Regions from separate parts of the Mus musculus genome. Here regions 2 and 3 are each linked to region 1. A link is a loop called in an ENCODE intact Hi-C map of the cell type or tissue named here. Cell type or tissue: heart. All regions are shown on one strand.

Region 1 (5,000 bases):
CAGTAGAGCTTCGACCTTTGCCCTCAAATGTCTATGCAAATTTATTCTTTTGTTTATTTTTGTGCTAGGGGCCACATGCCAAGGAGTAGGTATACAGTTCCAAGGGCATCTTTGGGGAGTCAGTTATCTCCTTCTTCTACGTGGATCTGGGGTACTGACCTCCTGTAACTGTGCCTAGCGGCAAGCCCCTTTGCCCACTGAACCTTCTTCCTGCTCCACTCTTAATGCTTTTAACGCAGGGTTGGTTAAACTCTCGGATGCAGGACTGGAGGATACAGAGGGCCAACACAGCCTGCCCAGTCTTCAGCCTCCATCAGGAACTCTGCTCTGATCTACTCCAGTCAAGTCAGTGTGGTTTCTTTATCCCCCACCCTGCTGAACACATACAGGCTGGTCCCATTTGGCCACTTAGTTGCTTGTTAATATTGTCAAGCTATGTCCCAGGGCTGGCTGAGGCCTTGTTTACTAACTAGATTGTAAATCCCTTCTGGACAGGAAACATTATTTTCATTTCCCCTCCAGATTTATATATTTTCTTATAAAAATGATAATGCTGAGTTAAAATGACCGGTTACAAAAATAAATGTATAAAAGAATAAAAAAAATCTTTCTCCAGTCAAGTTCGGAGGACCAGAGTTAACAGTTGTGGTTTTCTTCTGTGATTTTTTTTTCCTTAAATGGGGTCCAACTCCACCTCTCTTTCCCTAAATTGCTTGGCTCAGTCACTTCTCCTTGTCTGGGTCTATATCGTTTCTTCACCCCGACTACTGCCATGTCACATTCCAATCTGGATGCATAGTAATTTCTTTAACATGTCCCCTAATGCCAGTCAAGCAGGTGATTGATCTCCAATATTTAACTGTTCCAATCTGCAGCGATTAAAAAGCCTCAGGCACTCGCTCTTTGCACATCTGTTTCTGTAGGCTAAACTCCCCTGTGAGGATCCTCTGGGCCAACTGTACTGTAAGCTCTGACAGCTAGCTGCATTGGCTTCTTAAGGGCTGTCCCAAGCTTCCCTCCTGCTGGACTGTGTGCTGTGACATCCTCCGTACATTGCCACTCTGGGTTCCTGTAGCTGTTCTGGTCTTTCTTGTCCCCTTTGCACTGTGCATTGTTTTCCTGTCTCTTCCTTCAGACCCTTGCATGGTACCACCCGATCTCCAGTAAGCACTGTTTCTAAGACAGAGCCTTCACTATTCAACTCTGGCTATCTTCCAGCTATCTGGGAAGCGTATAGACTGGCTTTAAATACATGGTCCTTAGTCTCCACAGTGGAGACGTACAGGCATTTGCCAGCATGTTTGTGTCCTGCGGTGATTTCTTCTATTGTTTGTTAACTTTTAAAGATAGACTGTCCTGTAGCCCAAGCTCATTATGTAACTGAGGGTGACCTTGGACTCTGGATCTTTCTATGTTTACCTCTCAAGGGCTGGGATTACAGGTGTGTGCCACCACATCCAGCATCCTCAGAAATTTCTGACAGGGAGTCGTGTGTGTGTGTGTGTGTGTGTGTGTGTGTGTGTGTAATTGTTTCAGGGTTAGAACCCTGAATATCCTTCCTGATATATCGACTTTCATACTGTCCCTAGGGACCTCAGGTTCTCATCAGTAAAATGGAGTTAGTAGAAGCAACTACATCCAGTGTTGTTTAGGATTGAACTAGATGCAACTTGTTAAGTCCATAGGGGCATGCTGTAAACCAGGTCTCTGCCCCACAATCAACTCCAAAGTAATAGTCATTTGCCACATAGTAATTACTCCTGTACTGATGGGTCTTGTAATTTCACCAAAAATCAATCAATCAATCATCAATCAGTTAATCAATCAAATAAACAATAAATAAAGAGGAAAAACCGTTGGGACCTATGCTTGATATCGTTACATATAATTTTGATTTAATTATTTCCCCATCAGTTTCCTTTCTTGGATTTAGTAATTCTAGCTGAGTACTTAGTATCCTCGAGAAGGCACATACTGCTCCTTGCTGGAGGTGGGGTTGGGTATGGGCTTCCCTTGGCTCACCACCAGGGGGCACTGTGAGTCCAGGACTGTTTGGCCCCTGGTACAGATTCCAGGAATATTTTGACTTCTTCCCTAGGGATCTTTACTCCCAAATCCTGCTCCCTGCCTCCACCCCAACACACATGAGGACTAAGGCTCTACTTGCTGGACCAGCCAATGCCCTGGTAGGGTACAGAAACCCATAGTTAATTGGAGAAGGTGCTAAGCCTCTTTGGCATGAGAGAAGATGGGCCATGTGGATCTTTTCCCCTGGGCAGATCCTTCCTCAGGAGACAGGAATAAGTACAACAGGAAAAGCAGGTTCCTGGAAGGCAGGTGCTCTGTGCTGTGGCTCAGGCTGCAGAGGGTTCTCTGACAGTGTCACTAACTCACTGTGAACGCTCCCTGGTCTCTGAGTCTGGCTCTGCTTCTTCCACTATCGAAGCAATTCCAGTGCTTCAGGTTCTGAATCTTAGATTGTTGAGCCTTGGCAAGTCTCTTAAGTATGCCTACTAAGTGAAGGAGGGCGACTCACTCAAGACCACTCAGCTTGGAGAGCAGCAGGTAGCCACTAGGACCCGTTCCCGTTGATTGGATCCAACAATGTTTGTGGAGCAGTGGAGTCAGGGATTTGAAGTTCTTTTCTGAGGTCATAGATGGGCAAATCTGCATTCTCAGGAATGGGGTGAGAGAAGATCCCCCCTCCAGTCCCTGAGGGAGCCGCTCAGATCCCTGGAACATGGGAGTTGCTTTCTGCAGGGATAAGGTGACTTTAGTTTTGCTGAGGGCTTTGTGCACAGAAAGCTCTCCCTAAGTTTAACTCTCATGGATGCTGTGAGCACATTGACGCACAGCTTTGGCTCTGCTAGCAGGCTGCCACCAGGAAGGGGACAGTGGTCGCAGTCCACAGGCAAGGGTTCTCACTAGAACGCTTTCTCACACTTAAGTCCCATGCTGGGTCCATGTGATCTCCGAGCTCCGGGAGCTGCATGAAACCGTCCTGTATTTTCCTCAGAAAACAGACTACAGCTGGCATGGCAGTTGTAAAAGGACCAGGAACTCTCCAAAGGCCGGGACTCCTGACCTACCTCAAGACTAGGTTGACTAATTAATGTCAGTCTGAGCCACCACTAACACAACGCTTTTCTTTAAATCCATTCACTTTTGGTACCTGAACTATGGGGTACAAGAAGGAGACAGGGAGATTAATAAAAAAAAACTGTATAAAATTTCCACAAGGAAACCTATTACTTTGTAGGACAATTAAAAATATATAGTCTGATAGATGCATACAAAAGATACTTTTGATTAAATGTTTGTAAGTGCTGAATCGTTACTTTAATGAGACATAAATTCATAAGCTATGCCTTTGTGTTTGTGCTGTATATGGTGTGTGTGTGTGTGTATATATATAATTTGTACACTCATGGAGGCCAGTGGAGGGCAAGTGCTGTCCTTTCTCACTTTATACCTTGTCCTATCAAGACAGCATTTCTCAGTGAACCCAGGGCGAGGCAGGTGACCAGTAAGTCCCAGGACATTTGGCTCTGCCTTCCCTTCAAGGAGTGAGGTTAAAGGTGTGTTGGGACCATGGTTTGACTTTTTACATGGCTGCTGGGGATTTGAACTCAGGTCTTCATGCTTGCATGGCAAGCACTCTTACCCACTGAACCATCTCCCCAGCCCAGAACTATACTCTTAAGAGAAGCTTTTATTACTCATTGAAAATATGAATCATTTGCTATAAATGGAAAGCCATAGTTAAAAAAAAGATAGAAATACAACATTCTTAGTACTTTTTGGATTGCTCCAGACTGGCAGGCCTCAGGCCTGCTCTCCCTTCCTCAGGAAGAAGTTAGTATAGGTAGAGATGAGTTGACATTTTGACCTTAAAGTGAGAGACATTCCTTTTTGAGGGACCTAAAGTATTTAAAGATGTGAACTGAGACTCCCTTTTGCCCTGGGAAGCTCAGTCCCTGGCACATAGTAGATGCTTCATAAATATTTGATCAATGACTGAATATCTAATTCAGAGATTCTTGTGCCATTTATAGCTGTAATTTGAAGCTAACACATAGACCTCGGAAACATACATCTGATTTGATTTGACCCGCAGTAGAGATATCCCTGGGAAACACTGTTAGTGACCCCATGGCCAATTCTGATTTCCTTGGCAGTCTTAGGATCATGCTTTTTAAGCAGACCTAATGAGACAGCCCTCTGAAAGGGCTGGGGTGGGGGATGAGACCTTAGCACTTGTGTGAGGCATTTCTATTATTTTCCTCTACCTTCTGTTGTGTGCTAGGAGGAGGAGGTGAGGCTTAGATAAGAAGGGATAACGTTGGGGAACAGATGTTCTCCTAGACCCAGCTACGTCAATTGGCTCTTAGGGGCTTTGAGTGATTTAGGAGGTTTGTGAAGTGTAAGGATCAAAGGCTAACACCCAGCAGGGCCCGTTCAGAGAGAAGCATGTTGGTTGGACATGTTCCAAGGAGGTCATCCTATAGGGTCTATTCCACAACTCTGAAGAGTAAGCACTAAACATTCAACTTGCTGTGAGCCAACGACACTCATTGCAACCACAGGGCATCCTTGTAGAACCACAGTTACTCTTTAACAAAATTCTTTCTTTGTACCAATCACTGGGCTAAAAGCATGACCCCCTTTTGCCTGTGTGGTGGTTAGTTTTAATTGCCAGCTTGATGCAATTCGGAAGAGAGCCTCAACAAATGACTGTCTAGAGAAGGTTGCTCTATTGGCATCTGGACAATCTGTGAGGGATTGTCTTGATTACATTAGTTGAGGTAGGCCCACTGTGGGCATCATCATTCCTTTGGAAGAGGCTTCTGAACTGTGTAAGAGTGGAAAAGCAGCTGAGCGCAAGTGTGCGCACATTCATTCTCTCCCTGCTTTTGTCTGTGGGTGTGAATGGCTGCTTCTTGTTCCTGCTGTTTTGGCTTCCTTGCAGTGGTGGACTGACTGTATATAGCCCAGAACTG
Region 2 (5,000 bases), 540 kb after region 1:
AGACAACGCACGTAAGGTGCTTTGTGCATTGTCTGGGAGCCAGTGAGGATTCTATAAATGTCAGCTTGCTGTCTTTACGGAAGCAACACAACAAAGACGTTTTCAAAGACAAATCTGTAACCACAACCAACAGTACAAATCATACACTCTCAAGCCCAGTTACTGCTCTCTGTCCATTGATGTCGCGATACACGCCTGTGTCAGGACACGGCGACAGAACACTGCGGGGCTCTCGCTGGCTGGGACAATCACACCCCTCTTCTCTCCTCCTCAGATAAACAAGCATGTGGTGGTTCTGCCTCCAAGAGCTCTGCTGTCCTTCCCTGAAGGGGGCCTCAGGTGACTCAGCTAGAAGGACATTCAGTGACTCATCAGGCACCAAGGACTGATTAAACGCCCTCAGATCTTGGGAAGGGAATAAACACCCAAGATACCCAAAGTTCGTTACCATTTCCAGACCCCAGAGGCTCCTCAGACAGGAGACCATCGACTAAATAATCAACTGAGCTTCCTTCCATGAGAGCGGAGGTGTTAGTCATTTGGTACACACACATCCCAGTGTGTGTCAGTATGAAGCACTGTAAGTTCCCTAGCAAAGATGCAGCCTCGTGGCTAGTCTCCTTTCTCACTCAACCCAAGGCTCCCCAGATCGTCCAGAACAGGTAAGTTCCCATTCGTGTCCCTAACTCAGATTGCTTCCAACAGGGATGACCTGGCTATATTGTCCCACAGACCCATCAAACCATTATAGAGGCCCACCATGGACTTACCTTCGTACATCAGATCAGGAACTTTTTCCATGGAGCACCCACAGTCTCACGTGGGTCCTCTTCTGCCCTGCCCCAGCAGGTGATCATCAGAACACCTTGTGCTTTAACCTTCTGATATCTGCCTCAACCCAACAACCTCTAAATCCATCTCTCGGGCCACCCCTAGCTTTTACTTCCTGTCCTAGGAGCTCTGTGGAAGGGACCAGGAACCCTGCTGTTCTCCTGGGACTCTTTAGTGACTCAATGAGGGCTACCCTTACCACTGACTTAGCCACTACAGGCTGAGTTGCATCTCTCCAACTCTCACATGCCCCAACTTCGGCACCTCAGAACATAGCTGTATTTAGAAACAGACAATTTAAAGAGACAACTAGGTCAAAGCCAGGCCATTTAGATGAGTTATCATCCAAGAAAACTGGTACTCGTGAGAGAGAGAGAGAGAGAGAGAGAGAGAGAGAGAGAGAGAGAGAGAGAGAGAGAGAGAGAGAGAGAGATTTGGGCATAATTGCATGCAGAAGAGAAGACAGACACCTATAAGCAAAAAGAAAGATCTCAAAAGAAACTACCTGAATCATTATCTTGAACTTCTAGCTTTCAGAGTCATGAGTAAACACGTAGGTTCTTGTGACAGATTGAGCACACTAATAACGCACACCTCAGCTCCATCCCATGGATGTGAGCTCTAGTATACAAACTTCCTTCTTCTGAGAACCAGGTTTGCCTCAACTCTTCCCTAAGGGTTTAATATTCCCCCCAAACTCTTCATCCAGGCAGCTATTTTCTCCAGGAAGCCATCCTTGACCTTTGTCTTTTAGCATCCACGAGAATGTCTTCCATAGACTCACATAGTTGAGAATTTTGTTCCCAGATGGTGGCACGATTGGGGAAGGTCTAGATGGTGTACATCCCTGCTGAAGGAAGTATGTCACTGCAGATGAGTTTTGAGATTTAAAGCCTCACAGGACTTCAGTTTGCTCTCAGCTATGCGCTTATGTTTGAAGACATGAACTCTCAGCTTCCAGCTTCTGCTGTCCATGCCTGTCTTCTGCCTTGCCTCCCCACTATAACAGACTCTTTTCTCTCTAACTGTAGGCCAAAATGTGTAAATTCTTCTATAAGCTGCCTCAGACACAGCGTTTTATCATTGCAGCAGAAAAAATAGCTCCATCTCCAGCCATTTCCTCTCATAGCCTCATATTTCAACTACCTGTTGATTCAGGAGTGTCTGACAGTAGAGAATAGCAACCATGTCTGGCCCATCTAAACATGTGCCTTAAACATTGTCCCCTAGCTATAAGGTTTTCAATAAAACCCTCTATATGATGGAAGGATAATGGGTAAGCAAAAATCCTTAAACTTTCCAAAATGGGGGCTTTGGTGGGGCTGATGGTTGCTTTGGGGCTTTGTTTGGTTTTGGTTTTGTTCTGTTTTGCTTTGGTTTTTTTTTGTTTGTTTGTTTGTTTTGTTTTTTTGTTTTTTTGTTTTTTTTTGTTGTTGTTGTTTTTTTTTTGAGACAGGGTCTTCTGTATCTCAAGCTGATCTGGTTTCTCCCATTCCATTGGTAACCAGTCTCAACCCAGCTCAGTTTCCAAGACCAGATTGAATCCTGTATGTTAAAGATAGTATGTCCACACACTGTCTTGTGAAGATCTGCAACTCTCTACTTGGCCAAGGATGGTTTTGAACTTCTTCTGCCTCCAACATGCTGAGATCACAGGCAGGTGCCACCACGCTGATTTTATGAAGCACTGGGGATGGAACCCAAGGCTTCATAAGTTCTAGGCAAGTGCTCTACCAATTGGGCTACATTCCCCAACCCATTTAGTACTGCTTAAAGTCACCAAGTATCTTACAGGAATACAAAAAGTCAGTCTTGTTTAGTGGAATCTCAGTTTCCAAAGCAAAAGCATTCTCTGATTAAAAAAACTGCATTCAATCAACCACGATGTGGTCTTTGAAGCAAGGGATAGCTATGAGACATAAGTGAACTACTAATACAGATTTAGTTCAAGCACAGGACCACATATGACATATATCCCATGGTGAGGAATAGCCACACTGGGAAACTGAGTCCTAGAAGTCCTGGTATTCCTACGAGAGTCAAGACAATGCCTGTGCATCTCCACAAGAGATGGTGCGTGAGCCTTGCTTTCTGCAGGCAGACTCAGTGCTAGAACATATAATCAATATGATCATGCCTCTTGAATGTATGTGCCCACCTTCACTTCAGAAGGATGGACAGAGGTTCCTCGTGTGGAGCTTTGAAGAACCTCACTCTCGACACTCTGGCTCTGACCTTCCCCTGTGAGGTACTGATCTGGATAATATTTCTCCTGTATGAAGCAAACCTGATTCTGTGAATGAAGACCCATCTACTTCTAAGAAAAGCCACCTGATGTTAGTACCACCCAGACCTAGAAAGATGGCCCGTGTGCAGACAGATCCCTTCTGCCAGCCCTTCTGCCTGTTGCCTGGTTGCTTTCCTCATTATCTAGGAATTGTGTTAGACCTGTTTGTTCATTGGCCAGTTCCTTTCCACAATAGAATGAAGGGCCCAATGAAGGCAAAGGTTCTATTCATTTCATCTTATGCTGTCTCTGGTGTTCTCCACCAGAATAGATGCTCAATGTGCAAATGCTGACTAAGTAGATCATTGATTGATTGATTGATTGATTGATTGATTGATGTGCAGGTTCTCTTCTCTCCTCCACAGAGAAAAACAGGCCAGTCAATATTCTTATTATTAACTTGGTGATTACATTTTAAACCCATAAACAGGGGATGTTCTCGGATGCCTCTTATTCCTTACCTTCATCTACAAATGACTTCTATTCTACACTAGACCCAACCTCAGCACCTGGTCTGAGGTTAATGGATATCACTCCAGACTCTACAAGTATCTCTTCAAGGCCATGACAACTTTACTTCAGTAGAGCTAGCCATGACTCCATTTGGTTCAAAAACTATAGAAGGATGCTCTTGGGGATCAAGAGCCAAATACCTAGAGCTTAGCTGTGGTGGAGCTTGGAACATTCACTATCCATCAGCAACTGCTGTGGTGGGGCAGGTAGGGAGAAGTAGAATCCTAGAGACTCATATGGCAGAAGAGTGCCAAGCAGCAGGCAGACTGGGGTAGGTTCTCCTGGCTGGCTCTATCAGGCACCAGCCCATGAAAGCCTTTCAGGCTTCTGAAACCTTGTCTATGACCAGGTGCCTTAAGGGGCTGGGGAGAAAGGCAGGATGACAATTACAGAATCGGGGAAGAAAGAAGAACCAATCACGAAGCAGAGCAGGCTGGGACGGGATCCTCTCTGGTCCCTTACTTGCTGGATTCTAAACTCATCTCACACTTTGTTATAGTTTGGTGAGAGAGATTATGAAATATTTTTTTAAAAAAAGGGGTGAGTAATGTGATCCCTAGGAGGAGGAGAAATAAATCTGGGTGTGGTGCACAGACACAGTCTTTTGTCAACATCTTAAACCTTGGGAATTATTCCAGCTGTCTGTGGATTAGATTGTGGGTAGATCGAGCCCACACTCACAAGACTGAAACAAGATGACTGCAGCACATCTAAGGCCAGCCTTGGCTAGCGTGGGCTAGAGTGTAGCACTGCTTCAAAAGAGAAGAGAAGAAGGGAGAAGGGAGAAAGAAAAAAGAAAGGAGAGGAAAGGAAAGGGAACTCGTTCTGCTACCACAGTCCCACATCCCCGACATCGGAGCCCTGGCTGTGGCTGGGTGGCTGGCTGGCCTAGATCCTCCCAGGGGTTAGCAGTATTTTTCTTTATTGGTGATGGACATGAGACTCTGAGATGACTGCCACCCTGCAGAAGCTCTGGGGTTCTGTAGATGGCATTTCCTATCCTAACCCTGCCTCTAAGCCACTGCCCTTAGCCAAGGCTGCTGCCTTGCCATGTTTCAGTTTCCCCTTCCTCCAAGTGCAGTTCATGACAGGTAACTCCTCTGTCTTTTGATGTCCCTGAAACAGAGGCCACATCTCTCCCCTTGCCTTTGCTGCAGGCGTTTTCTTCCAGGCCTTCCCCTTCCTCATCTCTCCCTCCTGAACCCTTAGCAGACCCCAGAGATCTCCCCACATGACACCACGGTTCCAGATGTTCCCCAGTCTCTGTCACACATGGCTTCCTCCTCCTCGTAGTCTTCTGAAGGGATACAAAGCTATCCCACAAATGCCACCTTAAGAGCAAGTTATCATTTTGTCGCATGTTTGATTA
Region 3 (5,000 bases), 430 kb after region 1:
ATATACCTTGAAAGAAAACTCTTGTATGTCCTTGTCATTATTATGAATAGATTTTATTTGTCCTAATCCATAGCGCTGTTCTTTCAACAAAAGCTTTATCAGCCTACAAGAAATATGACTTGTGTCTGACACAGACAAGAGCACATACTTTTTTTTTCACTCTCTGAAATACTTTTTATATACTGCAGAGAGGGAGCAGCAGCTATGGGCACTGCTGTGCACTCATGCACACACCCACATGTACCTATGTGGACACACATTCATGTGTTCACATGTGATACACATGCACAACACAAGCACACACACACACACTACATACACCATCTTTTTTCCTTCTAAATGCTGAAGTTTCACCAATTTCAAACTCCTCCAGCAAATCAAATTCCAAATGAGTCATTTTCCAGAATCACTCTTGTCAGTATGGCTTCTTAGTGCCAATTTCCTCTGAGCTGAAAATAAAATAAAAATAAAATAAAATGAGAAGGTACGGAATTGATGGGTCCTGCTGGCTCCTGAAAACAGACCCATTTAATTTGATACAGTTGTGAGGAATTGTTCCCAAAGTCTGGGTTCTCTCATCTTCTTAGTCTCTTGCTAAGTTCTGAGAAGAAAGAGCTGACCTATTTTGGCTCTGATCACTGGAGGACCGAAGGGAGGAAAGCATCTCACATGTGTGATTCCTTTCTATCCTATGTGATAACCTCTTTCTCCCCAACAGCCCTGCTGCAGGCGCTGTTATCACCACTGTTTTGCTGAGAAGGTAGCTGATCTTCTAAGAAAGACAAGCTAAGTTCACATACCCGTTTCCATTTGAGAGGAGTCTGTGCCCCCTGTGATTTCTAACTCAGCGATCTCCCGATCTCCCCACAGGAACTGCAGAGCAATTTTCCTCCTCTACCTCTATAAGTCTATTGGTGGCATTTGATGAGAAATCATTTTTTAAAAAGGTTCCCACAGAACCAGCAGATAAAGGCACCTGCTACTAAACTCCACAACCTGAGCTAAACCCATAGACCCTACAGGACAGAACCTCTTGATGGGGAGAACAGATGCTATGAAAAAGAGGTTTTGGGTAAGATGGTGATGGATGAGCAGTGTCTGATATAGCATGGGATAGGCAAGTAACTACATTTAGGGTAGGTACCTCCCCTCCCTGTTTTGCATTATATGATATGTCTAGGTGCTTTAGCTGTATTGATATATGTTAGCAATCCATAGATCATTATGTCCCAGAAGTTATCTTTCGTGGCAAATATACACTAAGGAGTAAAAGGATGTGCGTTTTGAATCCAACAATAAGAGATGCTGACAGTCCGTTCCATGGACTGGCACCAAGGACTGAAATGGCACCTGGAGCCCAGAAAGGTGCCAGCTATCCTACTTTTATCTCTGAGTCTCCTTGTCTATCTTTTCCTCCTCCCCACCTCCCCTGACTTCCACACTTCTCCCTCTTGCACCCCACTTTACTCCCTCCAGAGTGACATGATCCTTTCTATCTACATCTGTATTTGCTGCCTTCATCTTAGTCTCTGAATTGACTTTATCTTTCAAAGGACAAGAGCCAAGATTAGGAGCAACAGAAAACTAAAGGCACAACTTTAGAAAGATGTTTTAAGGTAAAATGTAATTGAAAACACACCTTATTCTGTGGTTCAAAATATCCTTTAATAAAGTGTGACACAATACCAAACTAATTTGAATAAGAAGCTCTGAATTTGCTCTTCATGATACACTTTTGAAATCTGATATGTATGGATAATACTTATGGCATACTTCAATTTGGATCATCTAATTTCAAATGGGCAGTGTTTTAGTGGCTACCAAACTGAGAGTCATGGATCTAGACTTCATATATCTGATTCTAGGAGCCAGAAATTTTCTATGAACCTCAATTTGAATCTTCACAACAGAGAATCCAAGTGTGTCTGCATATAGTCCAATCAGCCTCATCCAGAAAGAGGTGGATCACGTTCCATAAACATGGTAACCAAAAGAAGAGGGCAGAGGATTTTCATGATGGTTGCTGAAGACTTCTCAGGAAAAGGCACATGTCGCTTGAATTTCCTAGAAGAGTCCAGAGGTTCTCCATAACCTTGCATTTGGGGTAGAGAAACGCCACAAGACAGGAACAAGCCAGGAAGACGGATGTGCTGCCACCTAGAGGAGATAAGTCAAGCCTGACTCTGCATCTGCTTCTGCCAAGGGTCCCAAGAGAGGACGCCCTGTGCCAGAGAGGCCCTGAATCAGGAGTCAGAGGGGGAGGTTGGGAAGCAGCGTTGTTAGAGTGACTTCCTCACAAATCAAGTCTTCAGGAATAATTTTAATTGAGGAAAGACAATTGCGCACAGCTAAGGAATCTGCCCTGGCACTATGGCCCCTCAGCATAGACCGTCTCCACACTGTTGTTCAACACCAAGGCCTTCCTCCTTTTATGCAGATGCTGTCAGTTCCACAAACAGGTTTTGAGTTTGTTTTGTTTTGTGGAAACATCCAGTAATCTCTGGTTTTGTTTATACAAGTTCTGCAGTATGAAGAAAGCTTAAGTCCTTAATAAGAACCAAGGGACCAGCTGCCTTTTCTCTCCTCGAGACACGGCGGGCCCTTCCAGAGGCAGCCACTTTCACTTTATGGGCTGATTGTTTCAACTCTCCCTCATTGCTCCTCACAGAAGTCCACCCTCATCATCTGATAGACTCATTCTTTTTTATTTGGGGGGGGGGGGGGGGGGGGTTCGAGACAAGGTTTCTCTGTGTAGCCCTGGCTGTCCTGGAACTGACTCTGTAGACCAGGCTGGCCTCGAACTCAGAAATCCGCCTGCCTCTGCCTCCTGAGTGCTGGAATTAAAGGTGTGCGCCACCACTGCCCGGCAGACTCATTCTTTTCTTCACTGAACTTGAAATTCTGTGAAGGGAAGGACATGGCTAGGTTAGCTATTGAACCCGGGCCTCCCTATAGTAACTACATATAGCTGAGCCAAGTACTCACTAGTTGCATAGTTCAACTATCTGCTATACCCCACACACCCTAAAAATGTCTCCTAATAGCGGTGCCTAGAAGTTCCACGTGTGCTTTAGCTGAAGCACCTAAGAAATGTTGTGCTATTTTCCTCTGCTTTATCAACAGCCTATTTTTCCCTTACCTTCAGCCCAAATTCTTTGTCCAGATCAAGAGTACTAGATGACTTCAAGGAGTCTATTCTCCTTATCCACCACATTGGCTTCAGAAATTGAACTGGAAAGCGTTCAGCTTGGCAGCACGTGCCTTTCTCTGTTAAGCTATCTTGCACCTACACCTAATTTACTTTTGTAGAAGAAGAAAAAGACCTCATGACCTAATTACCTCACAACAGGCCTATAAGCCACACCTCCTGCCTCTAGGCCACACCTCCTGCCTCTAGGCCACACCTTCTGCCACATATTCAAAGCTGAGTGCTTACCAGGGGCAAATGTGACCAACTTCTTATAACTCAGTTTCATCTTCTAACAACTTCATGAGACATTTTGCTGTGAGACTTGAATAATATGAATGAAAAAAAACTTAGTTCAGCACTTGAGACATAATAAGGACCCCCAAAATATTCGATGTTATCGTTATGTAGCCTAAACGCCCTCTAAATTCTGCATCTCACTACCCTAGACACGTTTTTTCACATTGAAAAGCTTCATTCCTGCAAATTAATGTTTGCCAGTAGTTACTACAAAAAGGAGTTTTGGCCCCAGTCTCTGCCCAACTTAATACAAATCCCAGATTGGTGGAGTCTTCAATTAATTGGCTTTCTTCTCATTCCAACACTGTAATTTAGAATATAAGTCTTTTCTCCCTGGATGAAAGAGGGGGTTCACTGTTACATCAGAAAAAATAGTATCCCTGGTGGCTGTGACAGCTTTAGCAAAGACATACTCTATAATAATAATAAAATCAGAAGGGGCAGGCAGAAATATTTTGTTACATAAAAGTGTGTCTTCAACTTCAATGAAAAGAAATCTTTAGCTGGGTGGGTTATTGTCTATGTCATGAAGAGACTGAGACCAGTATGGTAGGAGGTCTAGCATTTATTAGTAACTCTCTACTTACTGCTAATTTCATAAGCTTAGTGGTTCTAGAAACTTCCATCTCTGGCTTTCTTGGGAAGGCCCGGTTGATATTGGTCATTGTTATTTATTAATAGTAGCTTTTCCTTGCACTGTCAAAATTAGAAATTGGAGAGTGATGGCTCTGGTTAAGAGAGCTTGCTGGGAGCAGGACATGATGACACCTACCTTTAATCCTAGCACTTGACAGATGGGGACAGGCAGATCTCTATGAGTAAGTTTAAGGTCAGCCTGGTCTACACAAAGAGTTCTAGGACAGCCAGGGTTGTATATTAAGATCCTGTCTCAATAAAATAGCTTTCTTCTAGAAAATGATATTGTAAAATACATTCAGGAAAAGCAAGTAGCATTTTGTTCTTTTATAGTGGTGTCATAGCACACACTAGGTCTGCCTGCACACACTAGGTCTGCTTATACTCACAAACCTAGATATGCTTCCAAGAGCACAGCAAGGTGGGCACTATTGTGTCCATGATAGGGGTAAGAAGCTGAGGTGTTTTGATGAGTTACTCTACCACCTCATTCCATTTTCTCAGTTTAAAACAGCATATTTGGTCCTTCTACCATTTTAACATCTTGGGAATAAAGATATTCTCATGAAGGGCAAGCAGTTTTAGCAAGCATTGCTTGCCTGACCTGTTTTTATTACTTTAGTGATATATCTTATACCTGGTAGCTTTGTAAGGTACCAGGACACAGGATGGAGAACAACCCCAACATTCACTCCTAGCCTACACCATCCCTCACCAATAACCACTCTGCCATGCTGGGCCAAATGAATTTCTACTAGATGTCACTACAAATGAAGAAAAATATTAACAATCCTTAGCTGGCTGCACACAGGAGCCAACGAACAGGAGAGTGGCCTCCTCCAGATTTTCCAGGCTCTCGGCTCCTAACACTCTGGAT

What was found. A loop is a pair of places that touch in the nucleus more often than their neighbours do. Peaks named below come from ENCODE experiments on the same cell type or tissue, not always from the same donor. Only the 100,000 strongest peaks of a DNase experiment are listed, where the experiment ranks them.
Region 2: it touches region 1 in a loop (4-fold over the local background); 30 of 42 quality-filtered maps call a loop at or near these places.
Region 3: it touches region 1 in a loop (4-fold over the local background); 9 of 42 quality-filtered maps call a loop at or near these places.

Annotation. Positions count from the first base shown.
Region 1 is chr11:43,781,906-43,786,905 of GRCm38, forward strand. All of the region lies in intron 1 of Adra1b (adrenergic receptor, alpha 1b), which reads right to left. Among named protein-coding and RNA genes, the nearest start is that of Ttc1, 36 kb to the left of the region's middle. In heart, a CTCF peak has its summit at 2,016 (motif pointing right); a DNase peak (open chromatin) is centred at 2,056; H3K27ac peaks cover 553 bases.
Region 2 is chr11:44,325,436-44,330,435 of GRCm38, forward strand. No RefSeq gene overlaps it. Among named protein-coding and RNA genes, the nearest start is that of Il12b, 72 kb to the right of the region's middle. In heart, no CTCF peak of the experiment used is centred here; no DNase peak of the experiment used is centred here; H3K27me3 peaks cover 762 bases.
Region 3 is chr11:44,209,788-44,214,787 of GRCm38, forward strand. No RefSeq gene overlaps it. Among named protein-coding and RNA genes, the nearest start is that of Il12b, 190 kb to the right of the region's middle. In heart, a CTCF peak has its summit at 2,166 (motif pointing left); no DNase peak of the experiment used is centred here.